Regions from separate parts of the Homo sapiens genome. Here region 1 is linked to region 2. Evidence: chromatin loops called from intact Hi-C (ENCODE). Cell type or tissue: K562. All regions are shown on one strand. Links, peaks and the distances in the headings refer to the core of each region. The heading gives the core; the rest is flanking DNA.

Region 1 (4,406 bases), core at 132-4,131, 58 kb before region 2:
ATATGCGTGTAGGTGCATATCACATTTAATTATTTCCCACAGAGTTCACATTTAGTTTATTTCTAATTTTGCTGTAATGAGCAAATGCACACAAATGTCCCACTGCTTATTTTGGATTAATCCCTAAAATTGGAATTACTGGATAATGCAAAATCTGTATTTCAAGATTCTTGATATATACACTTAAAGTATTTCCTACTTATTCTTTCAAAGCACTTATTATTTTTAATAATTTCACAAATACTAGTTAACTGATTCAGCAGCATGTCCACTTTTAAAATAATAGCTCATGATGAAAATGCACCTCTTCTGATCCGCTATTAGATGAGGCTTGATGTTGTTGTTGCTGCTGCTGCTGTTGCTGCTTCTTGAGGATTGCAGATCTCTGAACGGCCAGAATACTAGGACTAGATTTCCAAAACTATAATAGAAATATAAACCAGTGAATGAAGAAGTATTAAGAAAACTGCAAAAAAAGGTTAATTTATTGAAAAACTATACCACCATCTTTACTGCCTCAAAGTAATAAAGACTATATTCCTTACCTATATGTAACACAATTATCATTGCAATATAGTTAAATAAAATGCTGAGCTCTAGTTATGTATAAAAAAAAATGGTGTGTTGAGTTCCACAGACAATATTAATCAATATCCTCTTGATGCTAAGAGTATTATTTGTATTAGTGCTACTCATAGTGTGGTTACCTATTTTATCAGTGTGAGGTGAAGAGGCTGAGTCAGAATATACGTCAACGATGTCACTAGGCACATTGTTTTAGCTCAGATTTGAGCGGGGGGCCGGTAGCAACATTTTTCTCTATGAAGGAATCTGTGTGTCGATTTATATTCTGGCCCTCAAGCATCTTATCTCATCACAGACTGGTACTCTGAGTAACACTGTATACTACCACGAAGTATAGACAAGTTTTTGTATCTCTTGTAGTTTTTTCCAAACAGAATAGCCCCTTACCCTATTCCATCATTATCTTTGAGGAATCTGAGTTCCATTAAATTATTCTGCTAGTAGCAATAAAGTATCTCCTTTGAAGCTCTTGAAAGTAGAGATCATAACACGGTAAGGTTAACAAGTAGACCTCACAATGTCTTAAATTTGTATCTATGACACAATGGATATTTATGAAACTCAATTTCTGCCTAAGAGGCAGAAAACGTTTTATTTGCCTGTGTGTAATTTACACTTTGTGTTTTCTAGTTCGAAAATGCATCTATTCCAAGCCAATTAGTCCACAGGTGTACCACCATGAATGTGAGAATCACTAAAAGTAAATTTTAATTTAAAATGTTGTCTTCTCTAAAAGCTAGATTAAGAATGGTATAAACCAATCCTCTAAATTTTCCCAAAGTAATACAAGCAATCTACCTTTCATTGGGTATTTTATTGATTACCTCAGCTCCATCAACTTTCGGTGGTTTTGCTTGAACTTTGTTTTCTCGGGAAGTGTCTGACTCAGACTCTGACTGACTGCCTGATTCAGATCCGGAGTCAGAGTCACTGCTACCTGACTGGCTACTGCTTCCATCACTACTGCTTCCAGAACTCGAACCAGATCCAGAGCCTGAAGCTGACCCAGAATCATCATCCGACTGGCTATAATTTGAAAATAAACAATTTCAAACAAAATTCATTAGGAATTTAATTTTTCTTAGACGTCAGCAGAAAGCCCCAAATCATTAAATTTTACTTCATACTTAATATTTCAACTATCTTTGGCCAAAAAAAAGAAAAAGGAATTGATTTAATCTATAGTAACAACTGCCATAGTTGATAATTTATTTATACGTGATAGATTATTACATACTTGATAGATTTATGACATATTTTATAGATTTTTATGGCTAAAACATAAGCAATAAGATTGTAATCTTCTTCTAAGACAATATGCAAAATCTACTAAGTACAAAATCCTGGGTTAGAAACTTTGAGAAGTCAAGAAGTTGAAGGCATGGTACCTACCTTTATAAAGCTCTAGCAATAATAAAGTAAGAAATGTGTGAAGAAAAGATTAAATGTGTTAAAAAAAATTCTTACAGTAACAGGCAGAAATTTATTTGTAGTTTCTGCTTGTTTTCAAGTTTCCATCTCTATCACTCCAGGAGAACATAATTTATTATAACCGAGCTATGATAAAATATAATTTATTTTAAAAAATCAGTAACACTGCTTGTCTGAGAAAATCACTTATTAATAAGTTCTTTGTGGATCTGTAGCAATAAATCTGAAATAGCAAATTCTCATATTTCCTAACGTGTATACACACACATAAAAAAGCAATTGACATTTCATAAACTATCCTTTTTTCCATTTCTAATTTTTAGTCCAAGATAGAGCAGAAATAGTCTGGACTAAACAGTTGATTATATAATTATCCCCAAGGTCATTTGTTTATATGTTGAAAACTAGGGCATTAAATTTCTGGTACATATGGTTGACTCCGCTTTTGATGTAATTTCATTTGGCTTTATGAGAAACCACAGGTAATACAGTTTACAGATATACAAGAAAATACAAGTTTCCTGTCCTCTTCTGTAATTTTCTAAAATGCCACCAGATGGAGGTATTACTCTAAGACAACACAGTAATTCTCTTTTTCCAGAGCAAGAATTTAGTAATTTCTGCATGAGAACAGAGAAATAAAAGTTTGCAGGAAGAATTTTGATTCTACAGGTGAGATATATAAATGCTTAAAGTATGAATAAGCATTGTTGTGTTTTTCAATCTAATGGAATAAATGTTGTATTCATAGAAACAGTAAATTAAAATTTGCTTCTTAAAGGCATATGCTATGAAGATCATTTTTGCCATCATGTCTCCTCTCTGGTCACATAGTTTAGAGGTCCAAAAACAGCATATTAAATTTTAATTTTTAAGGCCATATTTTACTTGCATACCTTGCGAGAAATTTTAGCAAGGATATTAAAAGATTTTTTTTCCTGACATACAACTTTATTTTTCCCTTAACATAATAGGTAAGCAAAATATTTCATTTATTCAATAAACTTTATTGAGAACTATCATGTGTTAGGCACTGGGGACAGACTGAGATGAGATGAAGTCTTTATCATCAAAAGAACTATTTAACCTCGAGACAGTCATATAAATGAATAAATATCCTTCTTTGCTATGTTTAAGACAACTGATTCCCATGTATGGGGAGCACTAAAGATATAACCAAGTTTGGTACAGTAGTCAGAAAACACTTAGAAGAAAGTGCTGTTAAATGAATTCTTCAGCAAAGAAATAAAAGAGTATCTCTTTCTTTTGAGGAATGTGAGTTCTATTAAATTATTCTGCTAGTAGCAATAAAGTATCTCCTCTGAAGATCTTGAAAGTAGAGATCATACACAGTAAGGTTAACAAGTAGACCTCATGATGTCTTAAATTTGTATCTATGACACAATGGATATTTATGAAACTCAATTTTTTTCCAGAATACCTAGCAGAGTGCCTCACACAGATGGGTGCTCAATAAATATGTGAACAGTAGACAGATGAATGATTAAATTGTGGGGGCTATTGTGGGCCTGTAATTCTCATTAGTCATTAGTCATTCCAGATGCATAGCTAGTAAAAACTGCTTGTTAACAAATCAAAATTCTTAAATGAATACAGAAATCTTTCCTTTCATATTCTTTAGGCAGTAGTACTGGCTGGAGATAAAAGCAACAGCCCGAGGCTATGCTACTCTAGTTGCACAGGTTTATTGTTAGAATGTCTTTACCTTGGGTATTAGAAATACTGAATAAAGTATTTATTTTATTGAGTTGTTCTTTAGTACGATAAAGAATATGCAAAAAGAGCTGGGAGCGGTGGCTCATGCCTGTAATCCCAGCACTTTGGAAGGCAGAGGGGGGCGGATCACCTGAGGTCGGGAGTTCGAGACCAGTCTGACCAACATGGAGAAACCTCGACTCTACTGAAAATACAAAACTGGCTGGGCATGGTGGCGCATGCCTGTGATCCCAGCTACTTGGGAGGCTGAGGCAGGAGAATCACTTGAACCCTGGAGGCGGAGGTTGCAGTGAGCCAAGTTCACGCCATTGCACTCCAGCCTGGGCAACAAGAGCAAAACTCCATCTCAAAAAAAAAAAAAAAAAAGCAAAAAGAGTAAGGAATATCTTATTTACTGCTATAGAATGATCTAAGATACAGTTTAAGTGAAAAAAAGATACCAAATGTTTATAGAATGTTTCTTTTGCATAAGAAAGAAAAATATTTATATATATTTGCTTGTATTTTTTGAAAAGCAACAATGGCAGAATAACCCAACTAATTTGAAAATGATGGCCTAAAGAGAGGGAGGGAAGAGTAGAAGGAACAGCAATTGAAATGAGTCTTCAGTTTTAGAATTACGTAAATGTTTTACATGATTTTTTTAAAAAGAG
Region 2 (4,406 bases), core at 187-4,186:
TTTACACCCCCACTATCAATGTGGGAATACAAAGGCCTGGACCCTTGGCTTTAATTTAGAACTTCTCTGAAGGGGCTTCAGAGCTCCCGTGGGTCAACTGAGGCCTCTGTTGTAACTTCATCACAGTTCAATTTCTCCCTCTCTAATCCTACTTCCTTACCTCTCACAGATCATGTTCCTGAGAGAAACCCTCCTTTCCACAACAAACCTCCTACATGCGCACCTCAGAATCTCAGTCTATTTCCTGGGATCCCAACTTGCAGCTGCTTACAAATATGTGTGTGTGGAAATGGAAGGAGAAAAAAGAAGAAGTTTGAATGAGTTGATTAATTTTGCCTATCACATGTGGCATAATCATGGGAGAAAGGCCAGGAAAACAAGGCTTGGATATTAAATTCATTTTCTTATATAATACTACTGGTTCTATTTTTTCTATAGTCCTTACATTGGATTATCATTTAATTACCTCTGAATGTTAGACTACCTCATCCTTCCATTCTTTACCCACTTTTCTCTCTATAATTGCATAAAGAGGCCAGATGTGGTGGTGTACATCTGTAATCCCAGCGCTTTGGGAGGCTGACATGGGAGGATCAGTTGAGGCCAGGAGTCTGAGACAAGCCTGGGCAATATAGCGAGATCCAGTCTCTTAAAAAAAAATTATAAACCATCTTTTCTATTCAGGTAAGTCCTATGAATTTAATTAGCACCTATACACACGTGGATTCCTAAATCTTTAGCTCCAATTCTAACCATTTTCTGAGGTTTAGATAAGAATTTTCTAAGCCTATTTGACCTCTCAACTTGAATTTTTGACAGACACTTCAAATTTATTGTGTCCAAAACTAAACTCATTACCATCTAAACCACTTCCCCATATAGTCTCTATGTTTTAATACAGTCACTATCTGCCCAGTTCCCCTAAAGTAAATGATCTAACCATTGTTAATCTTCCCATATGTTATACTGATTGATCACCAAATCTTGAAAATTCTAATCAGAAATGTAAAATCTATTTTTTCTACTGCTTTACTTAAGTCTTGTCATTTTATTTTCTTTTTTGGTCTGAAAGGCTACCTAGATATTCAATTTTAGTTCTTTAACCATCCTCCCAGTTTTTTGGTGTAACTCACCACATACCACCTACCTTTACAGTCTGTAAAAGAAACTGTATCCAGCGGTATTTGTGAAAACCAATTTGGGCCCCACTTCCCTGTTTCTGATCCATTACATATCCTGAGTTCTTATTCTGTCTCTTTTACTTCGAATTGGCATTTATGTGTGTGTTTGGGCTCTTGTATCCATCCTATCTATCCTGTAGGATACAGACTTGGCTGGCTGTACTCTGGACCCCTGCAGGTGATGTTATCATTCTCATACTCTGAGCTGAAGCCTCTGGGTACTAAGGATGTAGCAGTCAACAAAAATTACTATTCTCATAGAGTTTACATTCTAGTGGGAAAAGTGCATCTGTTGAAGCTCAGAGATGAGGGAGGGGAATAACCACAATATTTACACTTTCTCACCTGGCTGACCTAGTTTGTTAAAGAGGGAGAGAGACTGTTTGTCCAGTAGATTGTACCAGCATCTCCTCCCATAGTTGTCCAAGGGTTCTGTAAGCCATTGCTACTTCACCCTCTTCAAACATATCTTGGGATCAATTGTAAAAAACAAAAACAAAAACAGCCTTCCTTGCTTAAGCAACTGCAAATTCATATGAAAGCCTGAGACTCATAATTGATATGTATAGTAGGGTGATATTTTACGATATTATAAGGATACAATGTAATCTTCACAGCTTTCCTTTTCCTTGGTTTGAGGCTTATTACACAAAAGGAGCCAGAGGATTATTACACAAAGGAAGCTACACCAGAAAGGATGCTGATTAGCTTTGAGACTCAAAGCTGACTTTCCTGACCTCTCTAAGAAGAGAATTATCTTGCAAACCTGGAGAATGAAAGGGTTTCCCAAACTCCTTTTGCTGGCATTAACACATCAAAGGCTAGGCCTGATAGCTATTAGGCTCTCACATCACCACTGCCCACAATAGGAAACATCATATTGTGACCCAGTTCACATGTACCTAGACCGAATATTATACGTACATGTGAACTGGATCATAATATACATACACACACACATATGCATTATCACTGAAACAAAAATTTAACATGCATTTTGATATATTCTATCCACTACAATTTTATTTCTTTTTAATACACTATTCACAGCACACTGAACTGTGATGTGCATTAAAAAAATACCACCTAGGATTTTTCAAAAGGGAGAATTCAGTGAGACAGAAAAAGAAGTTAATTCTGCTTCTGCTGGGGGGAGGGTTGGGGATGGGCAGGGGTGGGGGCCGTGCTTAGGGAAAGGATCTGAAGAATCAGAATGTTCAAATTCTTGGTGTTGGGTAGGTTTTGATCAGAGGGAAAATATCTTACAGTGAAGAATAGAATTATTTGATGTCGCTTATTAAAAGCTGAAAGTTTGAAGTCACTGCATTCAGGGGGAACTGTAAGGTCACCAAGACATAGTAAAAAAATAGATAAGGATGAGGCAACTGCAGAATGTTTACATTCTTACAGGGATAAGCACAGGATAAGCTAAAACCACAGCTGGTGTTTGACCAAAGAAGAACTGGCTATAACTGACATTGCTCTGTGTGGGTCCCTCCTGATGACCTGGGCAGTGAAATTCCTCCTTATGATAATGATATTATAAAAAGAAAGAAGTAAGAAAATGAAGTAATTGGTAACCAGTGGTGGAGCAACCTGTGGTCTAGTTACTGTCACCTTGAGGGAAAGAGTGGGGAGCACTTGTGTTTGTGGTGGGTTGGGTGGTGGTGGCTGCAGGTGGAAAGTTGTGCAAGAAAGATGAGACCATGAAAATGATAAACATGAGGTAGGCATAAAAGTGTACAGACTTGTAGGCCGGGCGCACTGGCTCACGCCTGTAATCCCAGCACTTTGGGAGGCCAAGGCGGGTGGATCACCTGGTCGGGAGTTCGAGACCAACCTGACCAACATGGTGAAACCCTGTCTCTACTAAAAATACAAAAAATTAGCCTGGTGTGGTGGCGCATGCCTGTAATCCCAGCTACTCGGGAGGCTGAGGCAGGAGACTCACTTGAACCCAGGAGGTGGAGGTTGTGGTGAGCTGAGATGGCGCCATTGCACTCCAGCCTGGGCAACAAGAGTGAAAACTCCATCTCAAAAAAAAAATGTACAGACTTGCATACTTAGAGAAAATGCCTAGGTGCTGTAGACATGTTATAATTAACCGACAAGGTTGTTGTGTTCAATAAAGATAATAGAATTTTGTGTCTCCACATTGTCTCATCAGTTTCCCCCATCCTACCTTTGAAGCAACAAGTAGATTAAGCTGAGGTTTTTCCAGGCTGGGTTAAATTTAGATTTTTTTCTTCCTTGCCTCCCAAAAGGGGAGGAACTAAAAAGGAAGATGAGATTGTTGACTGCTATATCCTTAGTACCCAGAGGGGACTAAGAGGTTATAGTAAATGAAAAGACCTCATTGTCATTGTACATTCAAGTTTAGTGAGTAAATGTGTGACCCCATCCATATGGTCTTTGCTGAAATGTCACCTTTCAGCAGGCCTTCCCTAACCACACTATAATTTACCCCAAGCACTCCTGTTTCTCCTGTTCTGCTTTACACTTCTACATAGCATTTATCACAAACAACAGTGTGTATGTATGAATAATATAATGAATCTCATATGTTCCCATCACCAAGCTTCAATAATTATTAATATTTTACCCATCATTTAATCTATACCCTCATCATTTTGTTTTGCTTTGTTTGGGCTTTTTTCTGAAATGTTTTAAAGTGAATACCAGACATGACATTTCCCTTCATACTGTTTTACTTATTTAATGTCTGTCTTCTCCTACTAGAATATGTGCTCAACAAGGGCAGGAATTTTTATCTACTGTTCACAGAAACAGTCCCAGCATCTTTTTTTCTTTTTCTTTTTAAATTCATTCAAGTTTGAGAAGTTATTCTTATTCCGAGCATCTTTTTTTTTTGTTTTTTTTTTGTTTTTTTTTTAAGACAAAGACTCACTCTGTTACTCAGGCTAGATTGCAGTAGCATGATCACAGCTCACTGCAGCCTCAGCCTTCCCAGGCTCATGTGATCCTCACACTTCAGCCCCCTCAGAAGCTGAAATTGCAACTGCACGCCACCACACCCAGCTAATTTTGTATTTTTTGTAGAGATGGGATTTCGCATGTTGCCCAAGCTGGTCTCGAGCTCCTGGGTTCAAGCAATCTGCCCACCTCAGCCTCACAAAGTGCTGGGATTATAGGCATGAGCCATCACTCCAGCCCCAGCACCTTAAAAAGGTTCCTGGCACATAATAAGTACACAGTAAATATTTT

The links. Peaks named below come from ENCODE experiments on the same cell type or tissue, not always from the same donor. Only the 100,000 strongest peaks of a DNase experiment are listed, where the experiment ranks them.
Region 1: a loop joins it to region 2, with 2.2 times the contacts of the local background. A loop is called at or near these places in 1 of 110 quality-filtered maps.

What each region holds. Positions count from the first base shown.
Region 1 is chr5:98,903,488-98,907,893 of GRCh38, forward strand. It overlaps CHD1 (chromodomain helicase DNA binding protein 1), which reads right to left. Exons shown (of 36, transcript NM_001270.4): 3 at 1,410-1,611; 4 at 305-421. Among named protein-coding and RNA genes, the nearest start is that of CHD1-DT, 23 kb to the right of the region's middle. RefSeq lists an enhancer at 967-2,166. In K562, for the core only: a CTCF peak has its summit at 2,563 (motif pointing right); no DNase peak of the experiment used is centred there.
Region 2 is chr5:98,961,274-98,965,679 of GRCh38, forward strand. The region is part of intron 1 of CHD1-DT (CHD1 divergent transcript); the gene reads left to right. Among named protein-coding and RNA genes, the nearest start is that of CHD1, 34 kb to the left of the region's middle. RefSeq lists an enhancer at 1,500-2,244. In K562, for the core only: no CTCF peak of the experiment used is centred there; a DNase peak (open chromatin) is centred at 2,608.